2 separate regions of the Homo sapiens genome follow, and region 1 is linked to region 2. The links are chromatin loops, found by intact Hi-C in ENCODE. Cell type or tissue: GM12878. All regions are shown on one strand. Links, peaks and the distances in the headings refer to the core of each region. The heading gives the core; the rest is flanking DNA.

The links. A loop is a pair of places that touch in the nucleus more often than their neighbours do. Peaks named below come from ENCODE experiments on the same cell type or tissue, not always from the same donor. Only the 100,000 strongest peaks of a DNase experiment are listed, where the experiment ranks them.
Region 1: a loop joins it to region 2, with 2.2 times the contacts of the local background. A loop is called at or near these places in 5 of 110 quality-filtered maps.

What each region holds. Positions count from the first base shown.
Region 1 is chr11:32,085,331-32,090,550 of GRCh38, forward strand. It overlaps the pseudogene EIF4A2P5. Among named protein-coding and RNA genes, the nearest start is that of RCN1, 3.1 kb to the right of the region's middle. In GM12878, for the core only: no CTCF peak of the experiment used is centred there; DNase peaks (open chromatin) are centred at 2,351, 2,861 and 3,161; H3K4me3 peaks cover 662 bases; H3K27ac peaks cover 2,415 bases.
Region 2 is chr11:32,152,135-32,157,636 of GRCh38, forward strand. It overlaps the pseudogene THEM7P. Among named protein-coding and RNA genes, the nearest start is that of SNORA88, 11 kb to the left of the region's middle. In GM12878, for the core only: a CTCF peak has its summit at 2,388; DNase peaks (open chromatin) are centred at 1,760 and 2,307; H3K27ac peaks cover 1,952 bases.

The DNA.
Region 1 (5,220 bases), core at 221-5,220, 67 kb before region 2:
ACTTGTCGGCTTGTGGGATGGAGGAGCAATGAGTGTCTTTGGTTACAAACTGTGATCTACCTACCAATTGTGAAAACTATATTCACAGGAGTCGACAGCAGCAGTTGATGGCAAGATGGTACTCAGAAATGGCATTGATGTAATTTAGGACGTGGAATCATAAGTGAGACAGCACACAATTAGAACAAAGAATTGGCAGAGGGGGTCGACTTGGGAAGAAAGGTGTGGATATAAACTGTTACTGAAGAAGACAAATAGATTGTTCATGACACTGAGACTTTCTACGATACCATAGCGGAAGAGATGCCCATGCATGTGGCTGACCTTATTTCATTCCGAAGTGAGATAGTTTTGGATGCAGTGCTCGTTGTTGCTGAATAAGTGACCACAATGTGCATTGTGCTTCTTTCTTTGGAAATATTTGAATCTTGTCTCAATGCTTAAAATCGATCAGAGATACAGATTTTGATAGCAAAGTGACATTAGTCATGAGCCCTTGTGAAGATAGTCATTATTTTTTTATCTTCTTTAGAGTTAGACTGAGGGGGTGGGTATAAAAGATGGGGTCTATAACATCTTTCTTTCTTAGAAATGTATTTCCTAGTCCCATGGAAATGGTTGCATTAGATGTTCTCTATCATTTAATAATATACTTGTGGACTAAAAGATAAAAGTGCTGTATGAAATAAGCCAATTATGTTAAACTAGCACATCTGCCTTTACTGCGTTTATCATTAGTCTGAATAGAAAGACCTTTAAAATTAATTTTTTAGAAAGCATTTGAATGCATTCTTTGCTATTGTATTTATTCAATAAAGTATTTAATTAGTAAAAAGATATTGTCTTCTGCAATATCTAACCTTCTGTTAATCTTATATGGTGTATTTTTCATCCCAGATTTCAAAGTTTTGCTATCTAGGCTTTCAATTTGTGTCTTTTTTGTATTTTCTCTGGCTCTTCTGAACTTTTAAAACATTTAACACAATTACAATAATTGTTTTAATGTTCCTCTCTGTTAAGTCTAATATCTGTGTCAGTTCTGGGTCAGTTTTTACAGACCGATTATTCTCCTCGCTGTGTTTTCCTGCCTTGCTGTGTCTTTGATTGGATAATGCAAATTGTGAATTTCACCTTGTTGGGTGCCAAATTTTTTTTTTTTTTAATTCTTGTATGTTTTCTTGAGCTTTTCAGGTCTTGCCTTTGTGCTTTGAGAGGCACTTTCTGGAGCAGTGCTCAGTCTAGGGTTAATTATTCCCCACCACTGAGGCAAGACCTTACTAAGTACCCAGTGCCCCATGAATGATGAGTTTTTCCAGTCTGACTGATGGGAACAGGTACCATGCCTGGCACCCACTGTTCCTTCTAATCCTTTCAGATGGCTCAGTCCTCAGCCTACACGCATGCACTGTTCACCACTTTGCTGAATGGCCAAGGGGATCCTCTGTGGAGCTTTGGGATTCTCTCTCTGTGCAGCCATCTTCTCTCCAGTACTCTCTCTTTAGAACCACGGCTGACTTGGTCTCTCTGGACACTCACTTCTGTCTTTTCAACTTCAGGAGTCTGCCAGGATCCATCTTAGTTCTCCCTCTCTGCACAGTGACCTGGCAACTCTGCCAAGGTAATTCTGGGGTAATCCTGGGACTCACCTAGTTTGTTTCCAATGTTGTTCATTGCCTGGTGTCCAGTGTCTTGAAAACTGTTGCTTCATATATTTTGTTTGTTTGTTTCAAATGGGAGGATAAATCCAGTCCCTCCTTCACTCCATCTTGACCAGAAGCAGAAGTTGGTAGCTATTGTTATTTTATCATTCATTCAAGATATTTTAGGGGCACCTACTATGAGCCAGGCACTATACTAGGTTGAGTATACAGTGGTGAGCCAAAAGAATATGGTCCTGGTCTCACAGCAAATCTGTCTTATGGCGATCAACTTCTGCCAGAAGGCAGTAAATATGGTAGGCCCTGGATTTACGAACATGGACATGAATCGGCTGTGATCATTTCTCTCAAGGAATTCAGAATTAGAAGGGAAGAAAAATTAATACAAAGCTGACTGTGAGAAGTATGTGAGATACAAAGGCTCTGGGCATATTGATGAAGAAATAATTAATTCTGATTTAAGGTATAAGGGAAAACTTCATGGAGAAGGTGACATTTGAGTTGGGACCTGAAAAGTTCATGTAATTTTGAATGGTGGAGAAGCAGGAGGGAGGTAGAGATGCTGAAAGTGCTTTTAAACATGTGGCAGACACAGCTATTTGGCTTGTTCTTCCTCGCCCACAGAACCCTAATCATGTGCTTCAGAGGATGCTACATACAGTACTTTCCAGCTCCTACCAGTGAGTCTTGATTGGTTGAAATCAATCATGGAATTTCTATTCCCCATGCCTGTCACTGGATCCAGCATAGGCACATGACACAATTCTGGCCAATGAGATATGAGGGACAGTCTGCTGGGAAAGTTTATTTTTCAAAGAAAGGGAGAGAACATTCCTTTCCCCTACTGTTTCTGAGGGAGAAACAAAAACAAAAACAAAAAAACCTGATTCCTTGATGATGTCCTGAAACCACTGAAATTAACCAATCTGAAACCAATATAACTCATGACTTCTTGTTGCATGAGATGGTAAAGTTTTCTTCTTGTTTCAGTAACTTCTGGTTGGATTTTTGTTGTAGTTGATGGTGTTACTTTTGGCCAGATGCGGGAGACCAGCATACCCTAAGCTGATCAGTTTACCCATTTGAAACTCGCTTTTCCTTTTCACTGAATCAACCCTCTGCTAAATGTTACTTATCTTGTTCTTGTTCCTCTGCTTCATCAAGAATGGAGGTTAACCTAAGACCTAAGGCATGACAATGCACTTAGTCACTCTTCCCAAACATGCACATGGGGGGGAGATGCAAAACAGCTTTGAAAATGAAAGAAAGCAATTACACAGTGCAATACCTTGACTATTCTGTCCCATCATCCTTCCTGAACCTTTGATTGGGAGGACTTGAACTCTTATGGTAGGGTGGAGGGATGAAAATAAATATAAAGGAAAAGAGTGTAGGCAAGCCCAGGGGAAATTATGTAAATTCTTCCGGATTCACAGCAGTGCTAGAATTCTCTGGTAATTCCCACAGGAGCCAAGACTACCTCTGAAACAATCTAACTGTTGGAAACCACCAGTGTCTGGCAGGAAGCCAACTATAACAAGGGCAAAAGATATGCCTTTTTGGAGAGTCTGGACCAATCCCAGGGACCCAGGCCAGCCTGTGGCCAAAGTTGTGAATATGCAAAAACTGTCACCAGTCTCCACTCGCTTTCCCGTTCCCTTCCTAGTCCCCTTCTTTTTCTAGCCCCAATCTTTTTCTCCCTGTTCCTCCTCCCACTCCTCCTTCTCCTCCCTCACTCACTCAACAATTCATATCCTGCTTGCCTGATGAGCACAGAAGGTACTAAACCGCCTACCTTAGGACACTTGCATTTCAGCAGGGAGCTCTTACACCCCCAAGGTAATGCTCCTCTATTGCTAGAAATTCAGATCTCTAGGCTGGCTGGGGGAAGCATGTCTGGTCTCAGGCACAGTACTTCTTGTGCCATGCAAAGTCAGCTGGTGGGAAGGGGGGGATCCAAGGAAAAGAAGGGGACTAGGAAGAGAAGCGGGGATCCAAGGACTGGCTTCCCAGCTCTCACTGCCAGCCAGTGGGGTCACAAAGACATTGCCTCAAATGTGGAGCTGTCCTCTGCTAGCTCGTACAGGATCTTATCCTTCTCTCACATAACTACATCCTTCCATCTAGCTTATCTTACTCACCTTCAGTCTCAATTTAAATGTGTCTTCCTCTGGGAGGCCTTCCCTGATTGATTCCCATGTCTGGATCGGTTCAGTACCCCCAGACCACTACATGCCTTTCTCTGTGAGCACTTGTCATGCTGACTTGTGATCCATGGATCTCAGTTAGCCAGAATCCAGCACAGCCTGACACTTAGCAGGTGCTCAGTTTATGGAACGAACGAACGAATGAACATCTGTTCATATACACTATAGCTCTGCAGACACCATGATTATCTTGTTCTCCATTGTACCCTCAGCACCCAGTCCAGTGCTTAGGCTGTAGTAGTAAGACAGTAATGATTTATTAATTGATTGAAAGAGGGCGTCCCAAGAAAGGGACTTGCGTCTATGTTGCGACGACATCTTTATTGCAAGGGCAAGAAGCACATCCCAGACCTTTTTGAAAACATCAGGGATGGAGGTGGGAGGCAAGGCAAGATGGAGGAAATTTCTAGGAGTACAGATATTTAGCTGTCATGGTGGGTTTCCCTCTTCAACTATCGTTTCAGTTTTCTAGGGTTTTTTTTTTTTTTTATGGAGTTTCTCTCGTTTCCCAGGTTGAAGTGCAATGGCATGATCTCGGCTCACTGCAACCTTCGCCTCCCAGGTTCAAGCGATTCTCCTACCCCAGCCTCCGACTAGCTGAGATTACAGGCGCCCGCCACCTCGCCCAGCTAATTTTTGTATTTTTAGTAGAGACGGTGTTTCACCATGTTGGCCAAGCTGGTCTCGAACTCCTGACCTCAAGTGATCTACCTGGCTCCGCCTCCCAAAGTGCCGGGATTACAGGCATGAGCCACCGTGCCCGGCCTTCTAGGGATTCTTAACCTGGGGCTCATAGGTGGGGCTTCAAAAGATCCATGAATCCTCCGACTCTTTAATCAAGCACCCGTGTCAGTAGCTGTATGTGCATTTTTCTGGAAGAGGATCATGGCTTTCAATGAGTGTCAAAAGGCTGAGACTGCTCGAGACCTCACCGTCCAATACGGTAGCCATTAGTCCCGTGTGGCTCTTTAAGTTTAGATTTAAATTAAAATTTCAGTGCCTCACTTACACTAAGCTACACATCAAGTGCTCAACAGCCACTACCTACAGGCCAGACCAGATAGAGGGCATTTCCATCATTGCAGAAAGTTTGATGGGACAGATATCTGTATTGGTAGCATTACCAACTGAATACAGGTAAGATTGGATCCAACTAGTGCTTTTGTAAAATGAGTTACCAACATTTAGAAATAAAACATAAAAATCTAAAATCCTGATTGATTTCATTTGGGAAACAGGACTATCTATCAGCGTGGGGCCTGCGTTCCCCTGGCAGCTGGAACGCACAGTACCGCTCCCTTTAGAGGGACTCTTGGTCATATAGAAGTTCCCCGCTTGACCCTCCTTGACGACTG
Region 2 (5,502 bases), core at 261-5,260:
TTATCAATTAAAAATATTTTCCCATTAAGGAGAGGAGTTGAGAGGGAGAATGGAGTCACTTCCCTATTTCTAAAGCCTCTGAAAAATCCAGCAAGATAATGTCACCGATTTGGTTAATTTCAGGTGCACATCGGGCTATTCAACCTAGGTGAATTTAATGACTCAGGACAGGTCGGGCGATGAATGTCCCTGTAAATCATTTATAATTGCAAACATAAAAATTAAAAATCAGTCTGAAGAGCAAGATAACGTAATGGTAATGACAAAGAGCAGTAATCTGAAGATAGCGGCTCCTTGCTTTAATCAGGCCCATTCGAATGACAGAGCGCTCAGCCTCTGGGGGATTGTTCTGGAAACAAAAGGCTGGGAACCTACTTCAGTCTTTAATGACTCACTACGATAAAAGAAATTAACTGAATTTTCATATTATAATTATAAAACTTAATAGGGAATTTTTTCCTCTTCATACTCTTTATTTTTCTTCTAGTTGAGATAAACCAACAGACAGCCTATTCTCCTTACAAGGATGACTTTAAAGGCCAGTGATGTTCAGCCATGTCACACTGAAAGTCCAGCTAATAAATTATGTCCAAAAAGAGGCGCTGCCAGTGCTATAAAAGATAGTTTCTGGAGGCTTTGAGAAATTTTAAAAAGTCCTTACCTTATTTTCAGTGTGTATATGATACTGTAGCCCTCCAAGTCAGCCAGATCAAGAAGCAGATAAGCAATAAAGCATCAAATTCTTCTCTCCGGTGCTTGTGAACCACAAATTGAACATTCTCCTTCCCTTGCCTTTTCTGCCTGGTAGACATTTAGTCATAGTTCCAGGTCTAATTTAGGTGGAACTTCCTTTAGGAAGCTTTCTCTGATTACCACCCTTCCTTCCTCTTTTCCCAGAACTTCCCCCTTCCTGGCGGCTCATTCTCTCTTCTGGGTTTCCTCTGAACCCTAAACACAGACCTAATCCTGGACTTATCACACTGTGTGTCTTACTGTCACAGGAGTAGGATAATTGCATTCTCTCCTACAAAGCTATCATTCTTTTGAGGAGAGACTATGTAGGAATCATGACCAACCGACCCTCCAAACACATGCCACATTGTGGGCATTGAATAAATATTTGTTGGCTGATTGAGATCTATCTTAATTCCAGGTTTAACCTGGGAGAAAAAAGTGAGGGCAGAGTCAAGAAAATACCAAGCCTTTAGCACTGAAGAATAAAAAATACAAAGAGAGATAAGGGGTAGGGGCAGTCAGTACATAAGCTTCCTTAAATAGACACACAAATACACAATTCTTGCTCTTGATAATAAGAAAATAAACATGGGGTATTTTCTCTGGAGCTTTTAAATATTTCCAAGAGCCCTTGATAAAATTACAGTATTTTCCTGAGCAGCTGGGGTGACATTGCTCCATATAATTTCTTCTCCACGTGAATTGTATTGTGACATGAATGAGTAAGAATTTTTCAGTTGCAAGCAACAGAAACTGACTTCAGTCAACTTAAGGGCAGGGGGAAAGTCAGAGGTAGATTTTGTAGTTAGAACATAAAAGCATCTCACTAAACCGAAGGACAGGAATGTGGCTGGGAAGCAGGAAGAGCTGGAACTGGGAACTGGGAAGTTATCTCTTCAACAGGAGTTTCCTCTCTCTATTCCATAGATCATATTTCCTTGAGTCTCTCTCACCCTCTGTGCCAACCTTAGTGAACATCAGAATCCCCCAGAGGGCTTGGTAACCTGCAGGTCGCTGGACACCTCCTCCAAGTTTCTGAATCTGTAAGTCTGGGTGGGAACTGAGAATGTGTGTTTCTGACCAGCTCCCAGTGATGCTACTGCTACTGATCTGGGCACCAAATTTGAGAACAATTTCTCTATATCAGCTAGTGTACAGGGCAGGAAGAAGGTCAATGGAGCTGCCACATTTGCAGGTCACAGTCATAGCCACCAAGAGAGACTCAACCTGGTCCCACTTTCAGCTTCCTGGGAGACAGAACTCATTGCCCCAAGTGGACTAAGAATCTACCCTGGGCCCATCAGCTCTGGCTAGACACATGGCTGCCCCCTGAGCACACTGAGCCATTCCCAGGGAACAGGAGCTGGGCAAGCCACCCAATGTGACTGCCATGAGACTCAAAGGAGTCTTGCATTTTTACTGGACTAGTGGAAGCCCAGGTACCTTTAAGACAGCAGAAGCTCAGAGTTCAGGAAACTCCCTCTCACCTGAAACAAAACTCAGAACTACTCCCATCTCTGCAAACAGCAGCTCCTGTCAAATGTGTGAGGGCAGGAAAGAAGTAGGGCTTCCTTCCCATGTGACACTGCGGCAGAGGGTTGAAGAACTTGGTCTGCAGCAGTGGTTCTTAAGCAGGGGTGATTCTGCCCCCTAGGGACACTTGGACATTTCTGGAGACAGTTTTAATTTTCACAACTTGGAGGTGAGGAGTAGGGCTGCTACTGGCATCTAATGGATAGAGACCAAAGATGCGGGTAAACATCCTACAATGCACAGGACAAGCCCCATAACAAAGACTTCTCCAGCCCAAAATGTCAATAGGGCCAAGACTGAGAAATTCTGGTTGAGAGCCTAAGAGATCCTCAAAAAAAGAAAAGTTATGGTCTTCTCCTCCACAGCATGGGTGACATTGTTCCACATAGTTGAATCCCAGTCCCACCCACTGAGTTAGAGCCCTACACGGCTGCTTACTGGCTGTGGGAACTCAGGCAAGCCACAATCCCTCTAAGCCTTAGCTTCCACATATGTAATATGGGACACTAGGGCTGTTGGAGGGAATTTAATGAATTAATAGCCATAAAGAACTTAGCCCAATGCCTGACACACAGTAAGCACTCCATACACAATAGTTATGTATCAATGTTATTACTGTTGTTATTATTATTATGTATTTGTGATTGGACTCATGGAGGAACTCTGACATTCCTCCCTGACTTGGGATAGATAGCTCAATGAATTCAGGAATTATTGTGAGGGTGGGAAAAAAGGAGGCTAAACTCTCATGGAAAAGAATAAACGGGGTGGCAGTGGGGTTGGGAGGAGCCACTCATCTTAAAGAAAGGAGACACTAGAACCTGCATGTGGCATCATTCTGCATCCTCTTTCCCTTTCACAGCAAAGTGTTTTTACGTTGGCACTTTTCATACTGAATTAGGGAAAGTAAATATTAATAGGAGATGATACTAATCACCCATGACAGAAAATTCCCACTCTGATCAAACTTTCATAACACATTAGGAGCAAAAAGCCCTCTCCTGCCTCTTACAGGCCAATCTCCATGTTGCCCATACGCGATGGCAATCACAAGCGTCTGTCCATCTGCAAAGGCTCCTTAACACAGGCCAATGACAACATGCAAACCGAGATTGCACTGCAAATGCTCACTGCCCAAGTGCCAAGGCCAGCCTCCATCACACGGTCAGTGGTAACCGTAGTGTCCTTGATGCTCCTGAATGCGGGCACAAAGCTCTGCCTATCCAGGGGAATCACTGTATCTTGGCATTTTAGAGTTAAAAAGACCTTGGAAATCTTTCAGACCAATTCACTCACATTTAAGCTATCAGTTCATGGAAGGGACTAAGTAAATTTATTTAACCACAAGGTACTAAATCTTCTGTAGGAACCAGACATTAGGTGGAGCAGCGGAATAATCTGAAGGTCTTTCACTTCTAATGCAATTGTGGTAGACAGCCCTTTAGGAGAGTTCTGGGCCAATATCTAGCTGGACTTTGTCACATTTTATTTTTTAGTTTGCTTTGATTCAATTTGATAGTCTCTGTCATTTAATTGATTAGTTATATTTCTTGAGATACTGAATTATTTCTGCCATCTTATTTTGTGTGTTTCTGTTGGTTATCCACTTCTTGACTTCTTTCCCCTCATTTTCTGGCTTCTTTTAGATTGACAAAGTTTTCTATAATTTTTCTTGTTACATTGTTAGTTTGGAAGGTATAGAGTGTATTTCTAGTCTTCTAATGGCCATCCTTAATCTTTTTTTTTTTTTTGTCTCAAAAAAATGAGACAGCATCTTGCTCTGTTGCCCAGGCTGGAGTGCAGTGGTGTGATCACGGCTCACTGTAGCTTTGACCTCCTGGGCTCAAGCAATCCTCCTTCCTCAGCCTCCTGAGAAGCTGGGGCTACACCTACATGCCACTACTTCGAGCTAATTTTTTAAAAAAGTTTTGGTAGAGCCATGGTCTCACTATGTTGCCCAGGTTGGTCTCAAACTCCTGAGCTCAAGCTATCTTCCTGCTTCCTCCCACAGTGCTGAGATTACAGATGTGAGCCACCACATTCTGCCATTCTTAGTATTTTAACCAACTTACTTAATTCTACATTTGTACAACAAAGTCCCAAATTGCTCATTATTTCTATCTTCCTCCCAAATGTGACATAAATCTTAGTGGGCAAAAATGGTCATATTGCCTTGAAGCCTAAAATATTTACTCTCTGGCCCTTTAAGAAAAAGTTTGCAGGCCCCTGCTCTAGAATAATAGTTTAGTGGGGTGGAAAAATTATAGGTTGATGGTTATATTTTTCAACACTTTGAACATATTCCTTCAATGTCTTTGGCCTTTACTGTTGCCCATAAGAAATTATACTTTATGTATTACAGTTTTACTATGATGTGTTTAGCTGTGAATTTTTCTTTGTGTGTACTGCTTGGAACTCAGCATACACTATACATAAGGTGATCACGCCTTTCTTCAGTTTCTTGTCAGATACTGTTTCTCTGCTATTTCTTACATTGGAGTTCTTGATCTATATATTATATCTCTTAACTTAAAAAAAATAATTGTTTTGTTTTTTAAAATGTCCTCTCTGTTAGTGCTGCATGCTACTAACTAAAGCACATGTTAACTCAGTGCTATCTTCCAGTTCACTAATTCTTTCTCCAACTACATATACTCTAAAGTTTATACTATTGCTTTTCTGGTTTGGTGGCTATATTTTTTATTTTCAAGGTTTCTAATTGGTTCTTATTTCATTTGTTGGTTTATTTTACCTTTTATTGCTTGCTTGACTTCCTTATTTGACAGCTTTGCAATTACCTCCACGAAGATGACCCCCAATCAGATCTTCTAATGGCATTTCAGGGCTCCTGTCCCATGTATTGTTGGGAAAATCATAGATCCAATCATGAGGCAGTGGCCAATTTAGTTGAATTCTTACTCAAGAAGCTCTGGGTTCTCCAGCCTCTATAGGTTCCCATCATTCTTACAGTCATAGCCCAGCAATTCTGAATTTTTCCACAAGGGACACTGGGCAATGTCTGTAGATACTTTTGGTTGTCACAACTGGAGGAGGTGGGTTGTTGTTACTGGCATTTAATGGGTAGAGGCCAGGAACAGCGCTAAACATTCTACAATGCATAGAACAACTCTACTACACAGAATTATCTGGCCCAATGTGTCAACAGCCCTTAGGGTAAGAAACTCTGCCATAGCCCCAGGTAGTGATCAGCACTTTTCAGTCTCCTTTCACAAC